Regions from separate parts of the Homo sapiens genome. Here regions 1 and 3 are each linked to region 2. A link is a loop called in an ENCODE intact Hi-C map of the cell type or tissue named here. Cell type or tissue: heart left ventricle. All regions are shown on one strand. Region 1 has its middle 15 kb from the start of PAXIP1-AS2. Region 2 overlaps RBM33 (RNA binding motif protein 33). Region 3 has its middle 46 kb from the start of RBM33-DT.

Evidence for each region. Peaks named below come from ENCODE experiments on the same cell type or tissue, not always from the same donor. Only the 100,000 strongest peaks of a DNase experiment are listed, where the experiment ranks them.
Region 1: it touches region 2 in a loop (4-fold over the local background); 32 of 110 quality-filtered maps call a loop at or near these places.
Region 3: it touches region 2 in a loop (12-fold over the local background); 90 of 110 quality-filtered maps call a loop at or near these places.

Annotation. Positions count from the first base shown.
Region 1 is chr7:154,909,536-154,917,535 of GRCh38, forward strand. No RefSeq gene overlaps it. Among named protein-coding and RNA genes, the nearest start is that of PAXIP1-AS2, 15 kb to the right of the region's middle. RefSeq lists an enhancer at 4,463-4,552. In heart left ventricle, CTCF peaks have their summits at 4,362 (motif pointing right) and 4,563; a DNase peak (open chromatin) is centred at 4,386; H3K4me3 peaks cover 653 bases; H3K27me3 peaks cover 3,532 bases.
Region 2 is chr7:155,763,829-155,771,828 of GRCh38, forward strand. It overlaps RBM33 (RNA binding motif protein 33), which reads left to right. Exons shown (of 18, transcript NM_053043.3): 15 at 1-190; 16 at 2,639-2,827. Among named protein-coding and RNA genes, the nearest start is that of SHH, 45 kb to the right of the region's middle. RefSeq lists an enhancer at 71-230 and a silencer at 4,594-4,787. In heart left ventricle, CTCF peaks have their summits at 4,695 (motif pointing left) and 4,894; a DNase peak (open chromatin) is centred at 472; H3K27ac peaks cover 1,298 bases.
Region 3 is chr7:155,594,420-155,602,419 of GRCh38, forward strand. No RefSeq gene overlaps it. Among named protein-coding and RNA genes, the nearest start is that of RBM33-DT, 46 kb to the right of the region's middle. RefSeq lists an enhancer at 1-617 and a silencer at 4,396-4,690. In heart left ventricle, CTCF peaks have their summits at 4,495 (motif pointing right) and 4,698; a DNase peak (open chromatin) is centred at 4,512; H3K27me3 peaks cover 2,233 bases.

The DNA.
Region 1 (8,000 bases), 850 kb before region 2:
TCGGGTTCCTATGCTTTTCCCCGGCCCTGAGAGACAGCACTGCCACCCTTTCCACTCCTGCAGGGAGATCTGCCACACGAAGTAGGACGGATGTGAAGCAAACAGGCGACAGGGTCACCTGCCCTCCCAGACAGCCTTCCACAGCAGGGAGGACGGAGGAGAGAGGGAGGGGCACACCCTGGAGGCTGGGGAAGGTCTCATTCCTGGTTGGCAAACTCTCCTCTTCATGCCCACCCTGCATGACTCCTCCCAGGCCGCTACCAGTTCACACCCCAGCATCTGTGCCCGGCCCAGCCCTGGGCACTGAGCACAGTATGGCAGCACCCAGCACACAGAAGCCGGGCCCCTGCACAGCTGGATTCCAGTGGGGACAGAACGACAATACATATGAGAAATCTATTGCCCGAGAGGGCGCCTCGCACAGAGGGAGAGCAGAGCATGAGGAGGGGCTGGGCTGGGGTGGAGGCATCGTTCTCATGGAGGTGGCATGGGAGCCCTGCTTAGAAACTGGAGTCTACACAAAGCCCTGGGGAGTGGGGGAATGCGTGGTGCAGATGCCTGCGAAGGGGGCTCCAGGCAGAGGAACCCCAAGTTCATGGCCCAAAGGGAGTGCCTCCCCAGCACAACCCCAGAATGCCAGAGAGCCCTGTGTGGCCAGAGTGGGGCGGAGGCACAGGGAGAGGCTCTATCTGTCCATCCATCCTGCTGGGCGGGTGCCCCTCAGAGGCCACAGGGCCACAACGTCTCCTGGCTCTGTGCACACCCACCACTGTTGCCTGTTGTCTCAAGGGGCCAGCACAGAACCACCCCTGTCCCTGTGGACTTGCCCAGATGGACGAGTGCTTGGCACCCACAACAGGCAGACAGCAGGACCCAGGTCTAGCAGTGTGGTCAGAGAATGTCTCTGCCCCTTCTCAACACAGGCCAGACTCCATCTCCAGCCTGTGCACCATCCCTGCAGCCCAGGAGGAGCTCATGCTGGCATCAGCATCCCCACACCCACATTCCTTTTGGCCCAGGCCCCACTGCAGAGCTCGGACTGCTAGACCCTGGATTAGCCACCCAGTCAGGAACTGTCCCTGTGAACTTTATAAAATTCATCAGGGCTGAGGGGAGGAAGAGAAAGGAAAATAGACCAAGCTGCAGCACACTCAGCATGAATCACTGGGTCAGCCTGCTCTGCAACCCCTTCCTCATTGCCGTTTGCTGCCTCTCACCCCAGAATCACATAAAGCCTGGCACAGATTACAGATGCCTTGAACTGCTCTATAGACAAGTTGAACATTATGAAATGTTAAGTTTTGTTTACATTTCTCTGAGATATCCTTTCAATTCCTGTGTACCAGTGCAACTACTGATGCCAGCTGGTCTGAAGGACTCCATAAAAAGCTGAGTCCCCACCAGAGAATGCAGTTTCCACCTCCTGATGACTTCACCCTCCTCACCCTGACCAATCAACCATCCCAGTTTTCCAGTACCTCACCCTCCTTAACAACCCCAGCCCAGAACTCCCCAGGGAGATGGATTTGAGGGTCTCCTCCCATCTCCTCACCTGGAGCCCTGCCGCCACTAAACTCTTTCTCTGCTGCAAACCCTGCTGTCTTGGTGCATTGGCTTGCGACTGCACGGGGGGCTATGACCTGGTGGCCTTGTAACAGTCAGTCCTGAACTTCAGCCCTATCCTGTAGTTTGGCCCAAGATCCCTGTGGTGTCCAGCCTCCAAGCTGGTGCCCTGAGATCCCCCTCCTGGTGCTCACCCTTGTGGAGGCCCCTTCCACAATGCACAAGGGCTGGTTGGTGTGACCAGCAGTGACCGCATGTCAATGCTGAGCTAAGAGGAGGTAATAAGAGACTGTGGCTTCTAAGGCTGGTGCTTGGTCTTTCCCCGCTCTCCTCTCTTTCTCTCCATCTCTCCTTTCCTTTTCTTTCTCCCAGTCTCTGTCTCTCCTCTCTCTGTGTGTCTATGTCTGCCTGAATGTCTCTCTCTGTCTCATCACTAACTCTGGGGAAACCCAGCTGCCACTCAAGCAGAGGCCCCTGAGCAGCCTGTCTTGCAGAGCCCTGAGATGGCTGCAGTCCCTGCTGAGAGCCTGACTGCAAACTCCCAAGAGAGCCTGGGCCAGAGCCACGCAATCAAGCCTCAGCCAGATTCCTGGCCCTCAGACACTGGGAGATAATCAGTGTGGTGTTAAGCTTCTAAGTATTGGGGTTGTATGTTACACAGCAGTAGGTAACTAATACAATCCCAGATGCTAGTCACCTGCCTCCCCTAACACACAGGAGACCGCCTGTCTGGACAGCCTCATTGGCCCCATGGATTCCCTTGGCCTGGCCCAGAAAGCTGCCCTCAGGAGCTGTAGAACTGAGATCCTTCTGCAGGGCCCTGTGGGCCTGAGCACATCCTTGAGGCTCCAGTTCTCCCTCAAACCCCAGCCCAGGGGTCACATAGGCAACCAAAGGTCTTTACTTTAAATTTTAGAAAATTGCTAACTGCAGCTCAATGACCAGCAGGACAGCGGCTTGATATCAGATAATGGAATCTGAGCAGCAGCTGATGTTAATCTGATTGTTCCCGACAGCCTGGGCAGGGCCAGAGAGACAGGCTTCAGGTCCCCGCACCTTTTGTCTGCAACACAGGGTCAAGTTTTGTTCTTGTCATCGGGCCATGTCTTCCAGTGTCATCAGCTCAGCACTTCATGTTCAGCATGTAATGACATTTGTTTTTCTTGCTAATTGCTCTTGGAGTGGTTTCCATTTCCCCAACTAGACTGAAATCTTGTTACCCCAGAAACAGTGTCTTTCTGTGAGTCTCACACAGAAAGGAGTGGACGGTGGGCTGCCTCTCTGTTCTACCCTGTATTGTCCCTAACCAGCTGTCCACCAGAGCACGATGACCACAGATAAATGACCTGCCATGTGACATCAAGTTGCTAGATTCACCAGCAACCAGTCACTCACCCGTTTCCTGAGTATAGATCTCTGGCTAACGACTCCACCTTGCACACTACAAGAATGTGGAGCAGGCTGGGCACGGTGCTCACACCTGTAATCCCAGCACTTTGGGAGGCTGAGGCAGATGGATCAACTGAGGTCAAGAGTTTGAGACCAGCCTGGCCAACATGATGACACCCCATCTCTACTAAAAATATAAAAAATTAGCTGGGCGTGGTTGCAGGTGCCTGTAATCCCAGTTACTCGGGAGGCAGAAGTGGGAGAATTGCTTGAACCTGGGAGGCGGAGGTTGCAGTGAGCCGAGATCGTGCCATTGCACTCTAGCCTGGGCGACAGAGCAAAACTCCATCTCAAAAAAAAAAAAAAAAAAAAAGAACGTGGAGCAATGACCATAAAGAGTGAAGCTGACACTGAGAAGTGCTGGCATCCCCCTCCGTAGGCCAGGTGCGGTTCATCAGCACCCTCGGGTCTGAGCTTTTGAGCTGAGGCCTTTCCAAGCCTCAAGGGAGCAGATGGTAGAAGAAAAAAAATGTTAAATCCCCAAGCTGGAGGAAAGTGGGTTTGCCAAGAAAAATCCTTCCAAAATTGTGTCTCCAATACGACCGTGTTGTCTTTGACAGCAGAGACGTTTTTGTACAGCTTCCCTCCTATTTAGGAACAGCTGACGTGAACTCGACATCGGAAATATAAAATCAGCAGGGAAGTGGGTCTGAATCACGGGAAAGTTAGTTTTTTCAAGTGCCAAGGACAATTGAAAGCACATGCTTTTCAATTTGTCGACTGGTACAAATTGGTTTTTGGCACAAACAGAAATGTGACCAATTTCTACAGCTGCGAAAACGACCTCTGTGCAGCAGGACGGAGACAGGGGCAGCTGGCGTCCTTGGGTGGGCTCTGAGCCCCGTTCATCCCTGAGACTCTCCTCCCCGCTCATGTGGCCCCTTCTCTCAGCCCTGCAGCGGCCTCTCCCCACCCGGCATTGCTCTCTGTCCGCCAACTCACGTTTCTTGAACAGTCTTTGGAAAACATTTCTGGGCAGTGGAAGGGGTGTATCTCTTCCCAATTATTCAAGAACCAGCTCTGTGACCCTGGACAGGTCGCTGGAACCTCTTGGGCTTCAGCCAATGGGAAATGAGATGGTTGGCCAGAGGGTCCCCAAGACCCCAAACCTGTGAAACCCAGACCAGGCGATGTGGCCACAGGTTCCCAAGCAGCGGAAACTCTTAGATCGGCCTCCGCGTCTGAGAACAGAGCGCAGCGGAACTGCCGCGTGGCCAGCACCTGGGCCTCCCCCGGAGCTGCTCAGGAGTGCAGAGTTCAGGCCTTGCCCCCTGCTGAACTTGAACTGGACTGGCCCTGGGAGGCCACTCCTCAGGCCTTCAACCTGTCATCTGAGAGCCGCCAGCAGATGGCAGCAAAGGCCCAGCTCTGGCAGGTCTCTGAGGCCTCCCGGCTGGGCCGGGCCCTGGTACCTGGAGGAAGATTGCACGCTCTGGGACTGCGAGTTGCAAAGGTACCATGAGGAGCCCCGGGAGGTGAAAACACTTCCCGGGCTAACGTGGCGCCGAGAGGGACTGCGGACCCACTCTTGGCTTCCTCTTTAGAGGAGAGATGGAGCGGGGTCCGAAGCGCACAGGCTTCGAAGGAACTAGTGAGCCAGCCGAGGGCAGCGGGAGCCGCAGAAATCAGCTCGGAGAGAGTCGCGTGCAGGCTGCAGGTGTAGGGAGAGCCGGGGTCAGGCTCCGGTGCGCCGCGGGGGATGGCGGACCCTCCGGGGGCCGTGCTCCCCGCATTCCCACCACGGCGCAGGCATCGGGTGCCCTGCTCATCGCCCCTCCAGCCGGGGCCGGGCCTGCCTCTGGAAGCCCCACGGGTTCTCTGGGGCCTTTGGTTCCAGCGGGACCCAGGAGAGCAGCAGCTTTTGTCCGTGTGGGCCACGGTGACCTTCCCAGACACAAAATCAATGCCTAGGAATTGCGGAGTGACCCATCAGCACACGTAGAAAGGGTGGCATTTGTGACTTTTGTGCAGCTCGCTCAGGTGACACGAAGTCAGCTCCGAGCCCTGCCCAGCCCCAGCCGTCTCCTCCCAGCAGCTTCCAGGGCTGCAGCCACTGCAAGAAGCCAAAGGGGAACCCGTCCCCCCGGGGGGCCTGGGGACCAGCAAGACGAGGCGGGTAAATGGGCTTCGCGGGCGGCCGCAGGCAAAGCCAGGGAGGATCTCACATCCTCGTCAGCTCGGCAGCAGCAACACAGCACCGCGGGCCAGTGGGCTCAGCAGCGGGCGTCTGCGTTTCCCAGTCCTGGCGGCCACAGCCCGAGATCTGGGTGTGGGCAGGGCTGCTTCTGCCTGGGGCCTCTCTCCTCAGCTGAGCTGCCGTCTTCTCCCCGTGCCCTCACCTGACTGTCCCCGCGTGCACGGCTGTATCCTCATCTTCTCTTCTTGGAAGGACACCAGTCCTGCTGGATCAGGGCCCACCCACATGACCTCATTATACCTTACTGGCCGCCGTAGAGACCCCAGCTCCACATAAAGCCACATTCTGAGGTCCTGGGAGTTCGACCGGCAGCTTATGAATCTGGAGGACACAATTGATTCAGCCCGCAACCATCGCGGAGGCTTTGCTTGGGGCACAGCTGGCAGAGTGTGAGTCACCCAGCGCCAGCACCACACGGTGGTGGTCGGGGGTAGCACCCGGGGCTCCAGGCGCAGGGAGCCCAGCTGCAGTGCGGGTGCTGCTGAGAGCTGGAGAACGCTGGGGAGACACGCGGCCCGGGCTTCCCGGGCCTGGCTGGCTGCACTGCCCCCCACACCCGGGGGTCTGACTTAGCAGGTCTTAGGGGTGTCCAAGAACCTACTTTTAACCAGTCCCTAGGTACCTTAAGACCAGGAGGAGGATTTGGAAGATCCCGCTTTGTGCTAATTTCATCTAATCCTTGCCATAGGCCTATTAGAGGTAAGAAAACAGAGCTACAGAGGTTGAAGAAAAATTCTCAAGATCACATTAAAAGTACATTTACCATTCAAACCTAGGGTCATGTGGCTTCAGAGCCCTTGTTCTGAAACCCGTGCCGGCATTCCATTTCTAGACCAGGGTGGTGAGCACCAAAGCCCCAGAGAACCCAAGGGGGTTCCAGAAGCAGGCCCAGCCCTGGGTGGAGAGGCGGTGCCAGGATGCCTGACACTGCACAACCTCAGCCCAGGACACCTGCAGCCCAGCACACCTGACACCCACACAACCTAGCCCAGGACACCTGATGTCCACAACCTAGCCCAGCACACCTGACACTCCTGCAACCTCAGCCCAGGACACCTGCAGCTCAGGACACCTGACTCCCACACAACCTCAGCCTAGCACACCTGACACCATATGCCCTCAGCCCAGGACACCTGCAGCCCAGCACACCCGACAGTACCCTACCTCAGAGTAGAGGTGATGTTCAGAGCACTAACAGCTTCGGGGCACAACCCGCTGGGGCTGCCCACATTGGGCTGGAACAGCCCCCTCCAAGCTCCCCCATGTCAGGTATTTGGCTCCCCTGGTGCCGGATGATGAGGTGATATTAGTGGGCGGGGACACCCAAGAGAGGGGCTCATGCAGCGCTACTACAAACTCGTGTGGGAGGATTTCCATATTTCAGTATTTTTACCACAAATCAGGGCTCCACAGTGCCGGCTGCTGACTCTGCCATTCTTAGATCAAACTTCTAGGCTCTTAGTGCAATAAAATACAAGTGACAGAAGTGTCCCCAGAGATCCCCCGCAGTGTGCGGCTGGGGTTACAAGTGGATCCCAAGTCTCCTCATCCCCAAAGTGCCATTTGACCAGGGGTACCCCTCACAGCAGCCTGCAGCTTCCCTTTTCCTCTCCTCCATCCTTAGCTTTCCCAGGCCACCCCTTCCCAGCACCAATCCACAAAACCACGTGTTGCCCAGGTCCCCGTGTCTTGGCTCAATAGGTGACTCCAAAACAAAAGCGTTGCATCTTTAAAAGTGCCATCATTTCCTGTCCGTGTGTGCTGGCAAGACTGGCTTGGAGGCTGGGATCAGGGCCTGGGAACAGATGGGCCGAGTGGGGGGCAGGCAGGGGCAGGCGGGGAATGCCCAGCAAGAACAGGGGACGCCTACGTAAGAGGAAAGCTGTCCTGGGCGCCCCAGGAGAGTCCCGGCTCGGGGCCCTGCATGTCGCCGGCAGAGAGAGAAGGCCGGTGGGTGGGAAGTGTCACCTGAGCCCCCTGCTCTGTCCACAGGCCCAAGTAAAAGGAGACCCAGCACCACCTGCCATAACTCACAGTGGCTAAGGGCGCGATGTTGGAGCCTGTGCCTGGGGTAGACCCTGGTCATGCTACTGAAACCTCTGTGCTCTGCCCTCCTCTGCTGTGGAAGGGAGGAAGTGACAGCACCTGTCTTCTGTTGGCATTCTGAGGATAAAGTGGGTGTGTATATGCACAGGACTTAGCTCAGGATCGGGCATGGGCAAGCACAGTGCAAGCACCTGTCCTAACTGTGCACTGTTTCCCATCATTACTATTTAATTATTATTACTCTCATTCCTCTCCTTGGCTAATGGGGTGTGACGGCTGGAACGGGAACCAGGTGCATGCATCGGACGAGAAGCGCACTTGGACTGGCCTCTGTGTCTGATGGTGAATTGGTGTTTCTGAGGTTCAACCTCTGGATAGTGCTTCTGTGCACTAACCAGTCTCCACAAGCCTAGTAACCAATCTTCAGATGACTAGTAACCAGTCTCCAGATGACTAGTAACTGATTGTAACCAATTGCCAGATGGCTAGTAACCAATCTTCAGATGATCAGTAACCAGATCATGACTAGTAGCCAATCTCCAGATGACTACTAACCAGTCTCCAGATGACTGATAACTAACCAGTCTCCAGATGGCTAGTAACCAGTCTCCGAATGACTTGTAACCAGTCTCCAGACGGCTAGTAGCCAGTCTCCAGATGACTATTAACTAATCTTCAGATGACTAGTAATTAATCAGTCTCCAAACTAGTAACCCACTGCCAGATGACGAGTAACCAGTCTCCA
Region 2 (8,000 bases):
CTTTTTTCACCCAGAAGGCCAGCCCCAGCGGCTTCCCCAGCCTCCGGAAGTGGGACCACAGCCTGCCCGCAAGGTGACGCTGACCAGGGGGGGCCTCCAGCAGCCCCCACATCTGCCAGCGGGGCCCCACGCACACTCGCCTGTCCCTCCAGGGATCAAAAGCATCCAAGGAATTCACCCGGCGAAGAAGGTACTGCTTGTTGCCTCGCACGCAGCCCTGGAAACGCGAAGGCCGGTGTGAGGCAGTGTTCAGACGTGCTCTAATTTGTAGCGCATGGCACACAGTAGTACTCACATTCATAAGTGAACCATCATTTCCTTTGTTCTGGCTTTGAAAACGCGTTAACATTTTCACCAAAGCCTTTTCCTCTCCTGACTTATTTCACAGAGCAAACCCAGAAGAGCACCCGCAGCCAGCCAGGAGTGCGATTGCTTCCTGCCGCTCTGAACTGTCGACCCAGCAGCATCTGCTGTGCTCTCGGGACAGCGCCTGCTGCTGCGTGTCAGCATGCTTTCCTTCCTGTGTTCACTGACTCACCAGAAATTTTACAAATGTGAAATCAAGTGCATGCTCATGGCCCCAGTTGAGACAGGGGAAACTGAGGTCTTTAGAAATGAAGTAACTTGCTCTAGGCCACAGTTCCCAGCTGCTTAATCCTTCCCTTAACCCTGGGGATTGGAAGGAGCTTCTCTGAGCTCAGGCTGTGAGGCAGGAAGCAAGGGTGCTCCCCATCCCCCTTTCTGTTGGAGTGGCCGTCTGTGCACTGGGAGCACATCCTGTCACGTACGCAAGTGACAGAGCGCCCTTCCCCTCAGCTTCTAGTGAGGCATCTTTCTGGCTCCCCAGAGTCTTGAGAGTGAAGTGCCCTCTTGGTGCAGAAGCCAGTAGCACCTGTTGGGTGGAGCTATGCAGAGGGAGACCTGGGCGCAGCCCTGCTTTGCGCTCTGGAGAACGGCAAGTCTGCCCGCTCATTCTCCCTCGTCATCTCGTCACTTTAGAAGTAGTGTCACTATTAAGACTATTCTGGCTCCTTTTGAAGTACTTAAGTTACTTCGTCTTATCTCATAAACACTTCATGATATGAGAGCAAACAAAATTCCATTTTGTACTAGAAAACAGATGTGTAGACAGATTCAGTGATAACGCCAGTGTTAAAGTGATGGATTTCTTTAAAGATCGCTGTGGTCTGAATTTTCTTCCTTCAGGTGCCATCCCTGAATATATGATGAGAAAGGCCTTAGAAACACCCTCCATAACGCGCACACGCACAGCACACTTGAGTTTCTTCAACTTAAATGTAAATGCTCCTGTGACTGAGGGTCATGATGTTTCCTATCTTACTTAAGCAATTCTGAGCATCTTATAAGAAGATGCATTTAAAAAAACCTGGTGCCTGGTGTATATAAGTAGGCATTTGTTAGAGATATTATTGTTAATATCATAACTTACTCTAGTTAGAACAGAAGACTAGTTAGTTACTACTGATTTCCAGCCAGGGTAACTGTAACTTGCAACTTCTCATGTGCATTTTCCAGTGTGGTTTCTCTTGAAATAACCCCTTGCAACTGTTTTAAAACTTAATTCACAGGCATAGTTTTGCTGCCTTCTTCAGAGTACTAAGAAATGTGGAGGTTTTCTCTTCGTTTCCTTTTGTGTGCGTGCACACTCAAGTCCTGAGGTTCTATTCCAGTTTCCACCTAACTTTCTGCCTTTCTCTGTGATGGACTGGGAGGCCACTTTTGCATTCTGCCCGAACTCCCCAACAGGATTCGGGTAGGCCATCTGGAAACCTAGTGCCGTCCATCACCACCCTGCCTTCTGCGCTTCACCGCTGTCCTAGGCTACATTGGGCACATATGTTCTCTCTGACTTTCTAATCTGGAGAAAGTGTGGGAAAGTTCAGCAGTTTCCTCTTCTTTAAAAGTTCCTTGAGCAGTAGTTTTGAACCCTTGGCAGCTTTTAAAAATAATAATGCTTAGGCCCGCCTTAGACCAGCAGAATCATACTTGGGGAGTGCCTGGGTCCTCAGTCACAATTGTGTTTTGTTTCTTTTGAAAAGCTTGCAGACGATGGAAATGTGCAGCCACGGCTGAATTTCTGGTTGCAGAATCTGCCTGGGAGGGTTTCAGGGTAGCAAATGTAGTCTCTGCCAGCGGAGTCAGGTACATGATGCTGTGGCTTGTTGTGACTGTAAGGTGGACTTAGCACTGTGCACAGCAGGTCCTGCTTAAACCAGCCTATACTACACTAGGAGAAATGGGGGCTCTGGGACTCTCAGGACAGGATCCAAATTCTGAACTGTCATTTGCAGCAAGTTTCTCAGCCCTGACGGGTGCCTGATCTACACAGAATGATGATGACACAGAGTGCCCACCGAGCACAAGCGTGTGGCCCCTGGAGAGGTGCAGGCTTCGTCAGCTCCCTCCTCTTCCTCCGCCTACACTTAAACTTGCTGGATATAGTTGTCTCATTTAGCTATTAAAACATTCTCTGATAGTGGATAGAAAACTACAGAAAATCCTGTAGCTCATGGTATATTTTAATGGATTCTAAGTTATTTGTTCACTTTTATATCTTAGTGACTATCGAAGAAGCTCAGGCTTGAAACTCTGAATGTATTTCCTTTGTTGTCACCAGGCCATCATGCACGGACGAGGCAGAGGAGTGGCCGGTCCCATGGGCCGGGGGCGCCTGATGCCAAACAAGCAGAACCTGCGGGTGGTGGAGTGCAAGCCCCAGCCCTGCGTGGTGTCTGTGGAGGGGCTGTCCTCGTCCACCACGGATGCCCAGCTGAAGAGCCTGCTGATGTCAGTGGGACCCATTCAGGTAGCCGCCTGGGGGTGGCATCTGTGCCACGGGTAGTTGTGTCCCAAGACAAAATCATTTCTTGATTTAAAACACAGTGCCCTTTGTGTTGGCTACTTCATATTAAAATAATACTTGGGAAGTAAGACAAATAACCTGTTGTGCATACTTAGTATCAGAACATTTGCCTCAAACGTTTATTTTGAAATTTTCAGATTCTTAGTTATAAATTTTAAGAAATAAATACCCCAGCTGAACAGATTATCCTTTGAGATCCTTTTAATTGTCATAGAAGGTTCACACTTGCACACATACATACAAAATTTTTTGTTCTATCAAATGACTTGTTTTATTTGTAATAACATTACATTTTAAAGTATTTAGCCTTCTTTTCCTTGCTTTCCAGAAATAGCTTCATGTGCTAAATAGCTGTGACTTGGTTTAGATTTTACAAATATGACAGTATCTTGGATTGTATCTTCATCTCTTAATTTAAAGCTGGCTAACTCTAATGCTGAAACATGCCTGCTGAGCTGGCTGCAAATGAGATGCATGAAAAGGAACACAGTTCCAGGTCCACTGGAAACAGGGTTTTCCACGGAAACTCCTGGTCTCTGTAGGCTGACCCAGCGAAGAAGCTACCTGCTTGTTCAGTCCGATTTCTGGCCTCCCCGTCAGGTGCCACCTGTGGTGCCCATTGTTGCCATTGCCACGCACCGTGCGTCCCGTGGTGGGATCTGGTGTGTCTGGGGGCAGAGCACTTTGGAAATAAGACATTTTTGGATGCACAGAGTACATGTCAGAGTTCTGAGGAGTCCAAAGTGCTTTCTTTCAAGAATCTCTTACAGCCTCTAGCTTCATGGGTGGATTTGGAAACATGTTAACACTAGGGTTGATACGGGTAATTAATGTACATGTTTTAGATCTCCATCTGCTGTTGACAGTTCCTAAAAATGAATAGATGAAAACTCTTCCAGAAACATACATGTTACTTGGGTTTAATTGCTGCCATCTTCATTACTGGCTTCCTGGGGAGATAGGTTTCATTTTTATTGGTGTGTAGTAATGGAAAGTTAACCCAAAGCCTTGGCTTCTGTTTGTGATAGAGCGGGCTCCCTAGTGGTGCAGTTAGGAATACTTCATCAGCTATTAGAAGCGTACAGTGTATGTTTAAGGATATTTCAAAACAATTGATCATAATCTGGATTAATTTGCAGGAACACGGTAGACACTAGAGCATTTTAGATGGATTAAAATGTGGTTATCCTAATCTGAGATTCTCAAAATAAATGGTGATGGAGAATTCTGGTCCAGTAACTGTGTAGCAGTGAGTCCAGATGAAAAAACCCTGAGCCTAGTCTGTTGTGAGCCACAGATGGGTGCGCTTGGCGAGGCCTCACGTGTGTGGCCCAGTGTCCTGCTGGTCCTCCTGTCTTTGGGGCGATCTGCACTTCCCTGTGGGCAGAAGGGTTGCACTGTTGTTTTCATATGTCACCTGCTACTTTTGTGGACTTTGCTTCATCCTGTGTAGTCTTGATCATTTTCTTGAATATTTTTGAGTGTGATCGAGTTGTCAAGATCCATACCTGAACAGCAAGTACTGTTTGCTTCTCACAGCATTGAGTGAGGCTCAGAGCCTACATTGTGAGAATATGCTTGGAGTCATTGCCAAACCAGCTAATTTCTGTCTTGTCTTTTAAATTGAATTTTGCATTTTGTACCGTGGGTTTGTATAGACCTCTTAAATGGTCTCTTTTTCCTTCCATTTGCTTCCATTTCCTTCGAGTGCTGGGATTACAGGCGTGAGCCACAAATATTTTTTATCCTAAATGTTTTGGAATAGTGTCGAGTCTCTGTCTCTTTGGGATATGGCACCACCTAGTGTTCACTGGTGTAATGCCAGGTGGTGTCTACACCAGGAGGACCTATATTCATTCCTTTGGGCCTTTTAATTTTAGAAGATTCTAGTAACTGCATGTTATTTTTTGTTTTTGTTTTTGGAGACGGAGTCTCGCTCTGTCGCCCAGGCTGGAATGCAGTGGTGCGATCTGGGCTCACCGCAACCTCCGCCTCCCGGGTTCAAGCGATTCTCCTGCCTCAGCCTCGCGAGTAGCTGGGACTACAGACGCGTGCCACGCCTGGCTAATTTTTTGTATTTTTAGTAGAGACGAGGTTTCACTGTGTTAGCCAGGATGGTCTTGATCTCCTGACCTCGTGATCCGCCCGCCTCAGCCTCCCAAAGTGCTGGGATTACAGGTGTGAGCCACCGCACCCGGCTGTCACTGCATGTTAACTATACTTTTTAAACCCATGGAATTTGAGAACTTTTCTCAGTGTAGCAGTGATGTGGTAGCCAGTTTTGTTCTCAGATTAGTGTTTTACTTCCTTAAACTACATTAATAAGCCTCTCCAGAAAGTCCATTTCAAAGACATTTATCTATAGACTCAGTGAGGAAGAATGAGAAGATTTCGTAGAAATGTCATAACCAGAAGATGGTCTTCCAAAAAGTTTCGAACTGTAACCATGTTTCAGAAATTGTAACTTGACAAGAACTTGATTCTTCGAAGACTAGATATTTTTTTTTTCTGTCTACTCATAAACCACATAGGAACTCTTTCGTTCTTCCTGGGTGTCATCTGGAAGGAACTGAAAGAAGCAAGAAACCGTCATCTGTGTTTCTTGCGGGAAAGCACATTAAAGCAGCGGGAAGAAGGGGAGTGGGCGCACAGCCTCCCTGGCTGGGCCCTAGTGACCGACTTCTCCCGAGTCAGCTTTGCTCCCAAGGCCAGGGGGGCTGCCGTCCCCCAGAGGCTGCTGAGGAGAGCCCTCGGAGATGCAGTGCAGAAGCCTCTCCCTGACGCTGCTGATTTGGGGGTAGGCATGGAAATGTAGAGAGTACCGCTCAGAGAAGAATCTGCCCTTTGCAGAGCGGATCTCAGCCCACCATGGAGGCCCTGTGAACTCGGTGGAAGGTGGGATCATCTCGGCGTCTGACTGACTGATTCTGCTTCTGCTTCTAAGATAAAGTGGATCACCGAGAAGACAGCCCCTTTACGTCTGGTTCTGACTGCAGGAAGGCCTGGTTGGTGAAGTAGAAAATGTTGGAATCTTGAGTGAGCAGCTGAGTTGTTTTGAAGTTTGGACAATTGAGAAAGAAAACACTAAGCAGTGTCAGACACGGATTCCAGAAAAGCCCACGTCACAGGCTTAAAGAACAGATGTGTGTGGGCACATGATGGGAAGCCACAACGGAAAAGCTAGTTAACTGGAGGCTCTCCCACAGGGTTCTGAGAACACGGTTGTTAATCATTCCAAAAGGAGGAGGAGGATTGAAGAGACCTGTGTGAGAACACAGAGCTTGTCTGTGCTTTAGAGGAGAAGCATGCGTAAGACAGGGAAGATGGGACAACCAGGAGTGAAAAGGGAAAAGGAGAGGTCAGGAGACGTTTTAAAATTAAACCAGAGCAAAAGGAGCAACGCGCCCGGGATGTGCAGGAGAGCCCAAACGTTGAAATTCAGGGGAAGTGCCAGAATTGGTGTCCAGGAAGACCCAGCATGTTATGATAATAGATGAAAACTTGAAATGGGGCAGAAAACTCGGTGCGGGCTGGAGTTGCCCAGAGCACTGTTGTGAACCTTTCTTTACCACTCAGCCCACCGCTGGAATCGTGTGCAGGCTTCAGGCGCCCTATTTCCAACAGGAGGTTGGTCACACAATGACCTGTGTGTAGAGGGGAGCCCCATGGGCCAGTCCTGCACACCGTTCCATACAGAAATGCTTAGCAGGCTCACTGAGGCTCTGCAGGGGCTCTCGGCCCTTCCTGCCAGGGAGTGCCTCCCCCACCCGCTCTAGTGTCAGACTCTGCTCTAGGGTGGGGCTCAAGAATTTACATCTCTCATGATTTATAAATTGGGCCTATTTTAAGCAGTTTGACTTGTGTTTAAAAGCAGCTGATACCTTTTTTTTTTTTTTTTTTTCCTTTAAGTGATTCCTTAAGGTGCTAGAATTGTTGGCCAGAGGGAGAAAAAGAGCTTGGTGTTTAGGATTGCAGAATCAGTTGTAATCCTGTAACATTTTAGTTATCTTTATACATGCATGCACACACACAACCACAGCCATGCACAGACATGTACACACATGCACAGACTCTTCCTCAAAAGAGGAAGAACTTTTCATGGGGAAAAGAGGCGGGTTCTGAACAACATGGAAGCTTTTCGCTGCCAGGTGGCATGGTTGTTGATTCGATCTTACGGTTCTGGATGGGATTGCTGGGTACACATGTGTGAAGCTGCCAGCTGAAGTGTATTCTTTTAACTTGCATTTGCTACTTATTTAGTAGCCCAGTGAGATTTCCTCAGAAGTTGTCTGAAGATGTCTCTGAAAAATGAAAAGCCAATCAGGGTGAGAGCTGGTGTGCCAGGCTTTCCCCTCTCCCTGCCAGTACGTTATGTGGGGGCTGGGGGTGAAGAAGGAGGTCCTTACATAGGTCAGTATGTAGACTTGAGACAAATTCTAACTTGTGGTTTGTTCTGGGTGAAGAAAAGTTTTAACTCTATGATAGCGTGTTGCTCAGGTGTGTAGACGTGTATATTTTCACAGTGGAAGCTGGCGACCATGTCTTTAAGCTTTCACTGGAAAGTTTCTTTTCCTCTGCTCCTAATAAATCACGAATACTTGTCATTTTGGTAGGTCAAAAATGGTTGAATATTGACAATTTCTACAATTTTGTATCTAGAAAACAGGGTTTATTTCTGAAAGAAGGTACAAAAATGTAAGGAGAGAGGGTAGACAGGAAGCAAATTTTAGGGCAGCACGCTTGTTCATTATGTTGAGTGACTGAAAACCAAGGCATTCCTCTGATTGAAGAATCTCACTGGAAGTTAATGCTTTCTTCACGGATAGCTTCTCAATCAAATCGAGGTTTTTAAGCTACGTAGATTACAAGTAAAACCTGATACCAAATATTGTATGATTGGCAGCCTGATACCCTCATTTCACATTGTGAAATTGCCCAAAGGAAATAAAGTCACCACATATATCTAGAAATGTTATTTCCCAAAAGAACTGCATGATATTTTCTTTTTTCTTATTTTATTTTATTTTTTATTTTTGGGAGACAGAGTCTCGCTCTGTCACCCAGGCTGGAGTGCAGTGGTATGATCCTGTGATCATGATTCACTGCAACCTCCACC
Region 3 (8,000 bases), 170 kb before region 2:
CACCCAGACCAGCAGTGCCCAGACCAGCTGCTGCACCTAGATCAGCTGCTGTATCCATACCAGCTGCTATACCCAGACCAGCAGTGCCCAGGCCAGCAGCACCCAGACCAGCTGCTGTACCCAGACCAACTGTGCCCAGATCAGCTGCTGCACCCAGACCAGCTACACCCAGACCAGCTGCACCCAGGTCAGCTGCACCCAGACCAACTGCAGGAGCACCCCAGGGCTGGGCCCCTGCACAAGCATTTTCAAAGCTCCCAGGAGACTCTGCTGTGAGCCAGGTTGAGACCCTCAACCCAAGACATCCTTATTGTGCCAGGCTTAGGATGTCCACTCCTTCTTCAGCTAGTGCCCTCACCTTTGTTGTTCCACAGTCAGGCCACAGTGCCCACAACTGTTTAGATTAAAATGGAGACCACTTCCCTTTACGTTTCACCATGAATCCCTCTCCCCCACAAAAGCTGTAATCCAGCAAACAGGTGGAGAATAGCGTGCTCAAAGACTAAACTAAATGGGAGAGATCAGGTTTAAATTAACATCTGGGATGGCTGAAAGGGAAGGGAAATCACACAGAGGCAGGAGGGGAAGGAGGAAGGCATGGAGAACAGTGGATACGCCCCCACCGGAGGGAGAGGGTGTTGTTTCCATCCACTCCCAGTTCCCTTTACCTGACTGAATGTTGTAACTACAGATTTCCTATGTTGAAACCCTAACCCCCAAGATGAAAGTATTTGGAGGTGGGGCCTTTGGGAGGTGATGAGATCATGAGGGTGGAACCCTCGGAGCCTTTCCACCACTGAGGTCAGAGCAGAAAGATGACCCTCTGCAACTTGGAATAGGGCCCTCCCCAGAACCTGGCCACACTGTGCTGGCACCCTGGCCTCAGACTTGCAGCCTCAATAAATGCCTGTTGTTTATCAGCCACCCAGCCTGATACATTCTTCCAGCAACTCAAACAAACTGAGACATGAAAGCAGTGTTGTCCGTCTGGGGTAGTATCTGAGGTTCATTGCCTCATGCCAAGGAAATCAAGGACATGCACACACAAGGAGTGAGGTTAAGAGCGAAAGTTTAAGAGGCGAAAGAAAGAGAAAAGCACTCTCCTGAAGAGACAGAGGGTCCCAAGTGGGCCTTCTGGTCTGAGGTGAAGTGCACGAGGTTTTATAAATGAGCTCGAGGCAGCACTGTCTGATGTACATAAAGCACAAAAGCTTGGTCGCATCAGGTGTGCCATGTGCATAGCACGCAAAGAACTGGTTAGGACTAGGTGTGCCATTTGCATAGTTCATGAAGAAGCTGGCCACCCCAGTCTTATTTTTTATTTTATTTTATTTTTTTGAGACAATCTCACTCTGTCACCCAGGCTGGAGTACAGTGGGTGCCATCTCAGCTCACTGCAGCCTCCGCCTCCCAGGGTCAAGCGATTCTCCTTCCTCAGCCTCCCAAGTAGCTGGGATTACAGGTGCCACCACCACGCCTGACTAATTTTTGCACTTTTAGTAGAGATGGGTTTTCACCATGTTGGCCAGGCTGGTCTCGAACTCCCTGACCTCATGAACCAACTTCCTCGGTCTCCCAAAGTGCTGGGATTACAGGCATGAGCCACTGCACCTGGTCTGCCACCCTAATCTTTTATTATGCAGGTGGGTTCTCTACCTGGCTGGCGCCATGTTGCCGGCCTCGTTACTGTACAAGTGATGACAAAGGAAAGGGAAGATGGCGCCTCCATGCTGAACATGCCCAGCCCTCAGGTAGCCCTTTTCTGTTGGCCCAGCTGCCGGCATTCACCCATGCAAACTTCCAGCTTGCTTATCTGTGTTTGCAGCTCGATTTTTCAGGCTTCTCTTTGTTAGAAAAGCAATGATTTGGGGACTGCTTCTTTTTAAAAGGGAAACCTTGCCGAGGACTCCTTTACCCTCACTATCTACCTAAATTAATTTCTTTCTAGCTCCTGTATCAGCATCCCCAGGCCTCCCTCCCTTTCACCTGGTCCCTGTCCCGCTCCACCCGGACACTCACAATTGGCACCAATTTCCTTGATTGCAGAGATGCCTGGGAGCCCCAGAGCAACCTGTACCTGGACCCCAAAAACCACAGAACCTAGGAGGGGGAGCAAAGAAACGATTAATTATCAAAAATAAATTGCACACATTAAAATGATGGTCACAGGAGGGCAGAGAAGTCAAGAATTTAGGCTTTACATTTTAAAACCACAGTTTTCTGACTCCAAAACATCTGGTTTTGCAACTGAGGAACATGGGAAAATGCCTAGTCTCTCTCCAGGGAATCCCACATCCAGCTATTTTATTTGTTTCAAAGCATTTTCATCAGATTTTAAAGATGGTTTACTGCCTGAAGATGAAAGGAATGCTTGTCGGAGTAATTTTTCATAGTTCTGCTCTTTCATCTAACTAGATCAAGAAACTAAGCAGGTGTTTAGGAAAACGGCTGCATTTTGTACCTGTGGGAGCTTCAAAAAGCAATGGAGATGCAAAACGGTTCTAAAATTATCCAGACACATTTTGCATCTAGAAATATGTGCATATTCATTTACCTTCAAATTCCTAAAATGATGCCTTCTGAAGTTGCCACAGTTTTCCCTTCTGTTTGCAGTGTTGATGCCTCATCTCCAGAAGGTGGGGAACGTTTTGTTTTGGTTTGGTTTTGGTTTTTTTAGACGGAGTCTCGCTCTGTCACCCAGGCTGGAGTGCAGTGGCGCGATCTCGGCTCACTGCAACCTCTGCCTCCCAGGTTCAAGTGATTCTCCCACCTCAGCCTCCCAAGTAGCTGGGACTACAGGCACATGTCACCACGCCCAGCTAATATGTTGTATTTTTAGTAGAGACGGGGTTTCACCGTTTTAGCCAGGATGGTCTCCATCTCCTGACCTCATGATTGGCCTCCCGCCTTGGCCTCCCAAAGTGCTGGGATTACAGGCATGAGCCATCTGCCTGACCTGGAAGGTGAGGAATGTTCTTTTTGCTGCCCAAAGCAGGCAGGATTCCTGAGACTTACTCATCGGCCAAAAATATTCCTCAACTGCAAATCTCTTAAAGGCCACCTGGATCACCTTAGTCCCAAGCCTCACCCAACTGGACACATCACACAAGCATCTACCAACAGGGTGTCTAGCTTTGGAGTTCTTCCGAACCACAGCAGCAAGCTCATGAATGCCTCCTCAGCACTGAGCAGCTGGGGGGTGTCTGTGCTGAACATCCTGTGTCTCCGTGTCCCATCCAAGCTGTCTGGGGTTGGCCCCTATGAGAAGGGCTCCTCACTCATTAAAAACACGTAAACATGGCAATGTGGGGTGGAGAGTGACAGCCCAGGCCTACGTTGAGGTTTGGTTCCCAAAGCTCATTTTGATTTTGTTTTCTTTCCTAATAGCCATTTGATGGACTGAGAGCTCCTAATGAGAACACAAACTTAGACTAAATAAACTACTAAGTTGAGAACTTGGATCTACAAGCAGGCATATCTTTCTAAACTGTGAATCATTAACTGGGTCTCAGACTGGCCTTGCCAAGTGTACTGCATTTTTGAAGTGGCCTAAATGGGCTTGTTCTGCTCCCATAGATCAGTCCTCATGCTTTCCCAGCAGGAAATTGATTGTGAAAGAAAATCTTCTGACTAGAAAGGAAAAGAAAAATGTGCATCTTTCATCAAATACTAAAAGGTATTTGATGATTCATATTTCAGTTTGAAACTGACTTGCAGATGCGTCTCCTTTTACTTTCACCATTTAACCCATGCAAAATTTGCATCTAAGAATAATAAAGATTGATAAGATCTTGCATTTCAAAGTAGGTTTAAGATACTGGTGTTTCTGCACCCCCCAAAATGAATGATGTTATGAACAATGTGTTAACCCAATTATTTTAAGTGAATAAAAGATATTTGAAAGAAATAGGAAGCATATTTTCCCAAACAGAAGAATTCCTTTGTAATGCAATTAATCAAGTGCTACTTTTAAGTTATTCACCTTATGAATTCGAGTTTTGAAAATCTGATTTTTCTAAAGCAGAATATACCTACCCAGCCTGGTTTGAATTTCCTATCCCCTGCCCCTGATTTCCCTTTGAACAGACGAAACAAAGAAAGTCTGCAACCTTCAATGCGATGGCTTCCCGAAGGAGTTCCAGTTACTCAAGCATTCTCTAAAATCCTATACCAACTCTGCTGTTCAAGGACCTTTTATATAACGTCAACAAGATCTCTAGCTTTTCCTTATCATCATCACCACCATCACCATCACCAGCTCCACCACCATCAAAGTTGTTGCAGAGCCAATATGGGAGCATCAAACTGCAAATCTGGATTGTTCCGGAGCATTTGTTCAATTTTGAGTGAATTAACAGGCCATATTTAACAACATATGCTCATATTACATATTCTCCAGAAATATAAAACAGGCTTAAACCCTCAGTCATCATTTCAGCCCCATATTCTAAAACTGGTCCTTTCTCAGGAGCCGTTCACACGCAGTGCCGAGGACGGCCAGCAGATGGCAGCACCAAGGCTCAGAAAGAGCAGAAACCAAGCGGGAGCTCAAGGAGCGTTCAATGCCCACCGTGATATCGTCAGGACACCTAAGAAAGGCAAATGATGTTCTCTCTTCGTTATTTTCTTTCTAAACACATTTGACAACCCACCTTTTATTAACACGTCTGCATCCTCTGAGACAATGCTTTTGCACCACCACGCTCCTGCAGCGCAAGGTCTCAATCAGGGATTAAGAAAGCTAAGATCCTATATAAAGAATATTTATGGCTTAATTGTCTTGAAAGCTTGGCATGGTAATTGAAGAATTCAAAGGTCAAAAAATCTACTTTGTCTTTCTTATTTTTCAGAAAATCAAGAAGCCAACAACGCCAAGATTGATGGAAATACATTTTCCTTGTCTCTTCCGCACGTTATACTAAGTGGTAATGTCAAACTGCCAGGACTTTCTGATGTTTTCTCTCTAAAGGTGAATATGCCTGAGTGTGCCCCGATAGAGATGCTCACTTATAAGTAAAAGGAAAAGCAGAGAAATCGCAAAATAGGTCATCACAAAGGATAGTAAACATTGGAAAAAATGTTTAACCTCAATAGCAATCAAATCCAAAAAAAAAAAAAACCCACCGAGATGTCATGATTCACTATCAAATTATTGCACATCAAAATGTATTAATAATGAGTCCTACATGAGAGAAAATAAATTGATCCAAACTTTCTGGAGGGAATTGGAGCCAGAGACTCAGGAGCTTTAAAAATATTCATAGTCTTTGACTTATTAGCAACCGTCTTGGGACTCTAACCCAAGAAAAAAATCTAAAATCCAAAATATGGAGTCAAGATTTTTCACTCCAACAGTACGTGTAACAGTAAAACACAGGACACATTCTAAATATTGCAACAGAATAGTAACTCAATTATAAAGTATTTATATGACTGCTTATGTTTAGTCAATAAAATAATGCCCATACATACTTTCAGAGCTAAGCATCTGAAAGGATATAGGCAAGCTGTCTCTACATAGTAGGATTAATGATATTTCATGCTATTCTTTTGCTCATCTATGTTTTTAAGTTTTATGCAACAAACTTGTTTTAGGAGGAAGAAAACCATTAAAAGAGACTTCATTTAAAAAACCAATTTACTGACAGTGTATGAGCAAGTATTTCTAATAAAGTATTAAGTGGATAAAAGGGAGATACAAATTCTATGTACAGTGTGGTCTGAACTATGTGAAACATACACTGTACATAAAAGAGGGAGATAAACTGAAAGAGGTTCTCACTTATGGCTGGGCTCTGGGTAATTTTATTACTTTCTCCATTTTATGTTTTCTACAATGAGCCTACATTACATTTTATATCAGAAAATAATAATTTTAATCAAAATTTGAACTGTGATCCATAATAAAAATTAACTCAAAATAGATCATTCATACTTAAATGTAAAACGTAAAATCATAAAACTTCTTGAAGGAAACATAGAAGAAAGTCTTGGCAACCTTGGGTTAGACAAAGATTACTCAGGACACTAAAAATACAACCCACACAAGAAATTGAAAAACTGGACTTCATCGGAATTTAAAACTTCTGCTTTTTTGAAAGACACTTAGGAATATGAACAGACAAGCCAGGGACTGGAAGGAAATAATTTGCAAAGCACAGAACTGATAAGGACTTGTATTCACTTTATAAAAAGAATCGTCAAAACTTGATCATAAGAAAAACCAATTTAAAAAATGGGCAGAAGGTTCAAACAGACATGTCACCAAAGAGGGTATATTATATGGAGGGCAATGGCGCTCCTGGAAGAGCTCAATACCCCAGTCACCATTTGGGAAAAGCAAATTGAGCCATAATGAAATACTACAACCCATCTCTTAAAATGGCTTTTTTTTTTTTTTTTGGAGTCTCACTCTGTTGCCCAGGCTGGAATGCAGTGGCACGATCTCGGCTCACGGCAATCTCCGCCTCCTGTGTTCAAGCAGTTCTTCTGCCTCAGCCTCCCGAGTAGCTGGGACTACAGGCACATGTCGCCATGCCAGGGTTTTTTTTGGATTTTAGTAGAGACAGGGTTTCACCTTGTTGCCCAGGCTGGTCTCGAACTCCTGAGATCACGCAATCCGCCCGCCTTGGCCTCCCAAAGTGCTGGGATTACAGATGTGAGCCACCGCGCCCGGGCTAAATTATTTTTTAAACCTGGCAATACCAAGTACTGACAGGGATTTAGAGCAGCTTCTGCCACGTTCTGCTGGTGCAAGTGCAAAACGGCACAGGCACCTTGGAAACCGACTGGCGTCTTTTTATAGGTAAACATAAGCTTCCTTACTACCCACAAATTTCACTGCTCCTATTCACCCAAGAAAAATGAAAACTTAGGTCCACACGAAAGCCATATGCAAAGGTTTCTTTCTTATTTCTTATTTCTTTCTTTCTTTTGAGACCGAGTCTCCCTCTGTCACCCAGGCTGGAGTGAAGTGGCACGATCTCGGCTCACTGCAAAATTTGCCTCTCAGGTTCAAGTGATTCTCGTGCTTCAGCAACGCAGGGCTGTTGTCTGAATCTAGGTGTGGATTTTTGGAAACAAGGCCAATTAGGTCACTAATTAATTTCATTCAGTAGCCCAAGCAGAGGTTCCAGTCAATCAGATTTAAAACTTACTTTTAACACATACCTCTGTTCCATTAATTTTCATTTCAGGTCTCCCACATGGAGAAGAAAAGCATGCCTTTAACTTGTTATTTGAGGATCTTTTTAAGGCTTTGTTGCTGCCCTAAGGAAGAAAAGGAATTCTCCTTCTCCTTTATCCCCAGCGTCCCAGGAAGGAGCCGGGGAGTAGAATGACAGCAATATTGGAAATTACTTTCCATCTGAAGTGATTCGGTACAAGCAATGGCCCTTTCTGTGTACAGACAACAGAATATACAGAGCTCTGTGAAAAGATTGAAAGGAATTGCATTTTTTAAAAAATGCTGCTCAATTTTGCATTCTCAGAAAGCCTCTGCTTCCCTAAACTCTGGGTTTCCCTTTTTACTATGCCATTAATGATGAGCTGAAGTACCAATCGCTCTCCCAACAAACTTCCAAGCAACTCTAGCACAGTCGCCTTCTTTTTCTTCAAACTGTGACTTCCAAGGACTTTCACACTTCGCCTGGTGACATGGAACACGCATGCTATACACATAGGGAACAAAGTTTCATGAGAAAACACTTGAGCTGGGCGCAGTGTTTTCCGCTAGTTTTCATGCTGTTCTATACAGCACGTTTCATTTATCAATTTGCTGGTCGAGACCCTCTAAAAATTCGATCCCTCACAAAGAAGTAGAGTGACCGATGATGTGAAAAACACAACCCGGTGAGCCCGGCCGCACGACGCTTCACAGGAAAACACAACCCGGTGAGCCCGGCCGCACAACGCTTCAGAGCCTCATTACCGGCTGTGGCTCGCTGAGGCCACGGGCTTCCGGCAGCCAGTGGTAGCCGGCGGCTCTCCTGACCGCACTG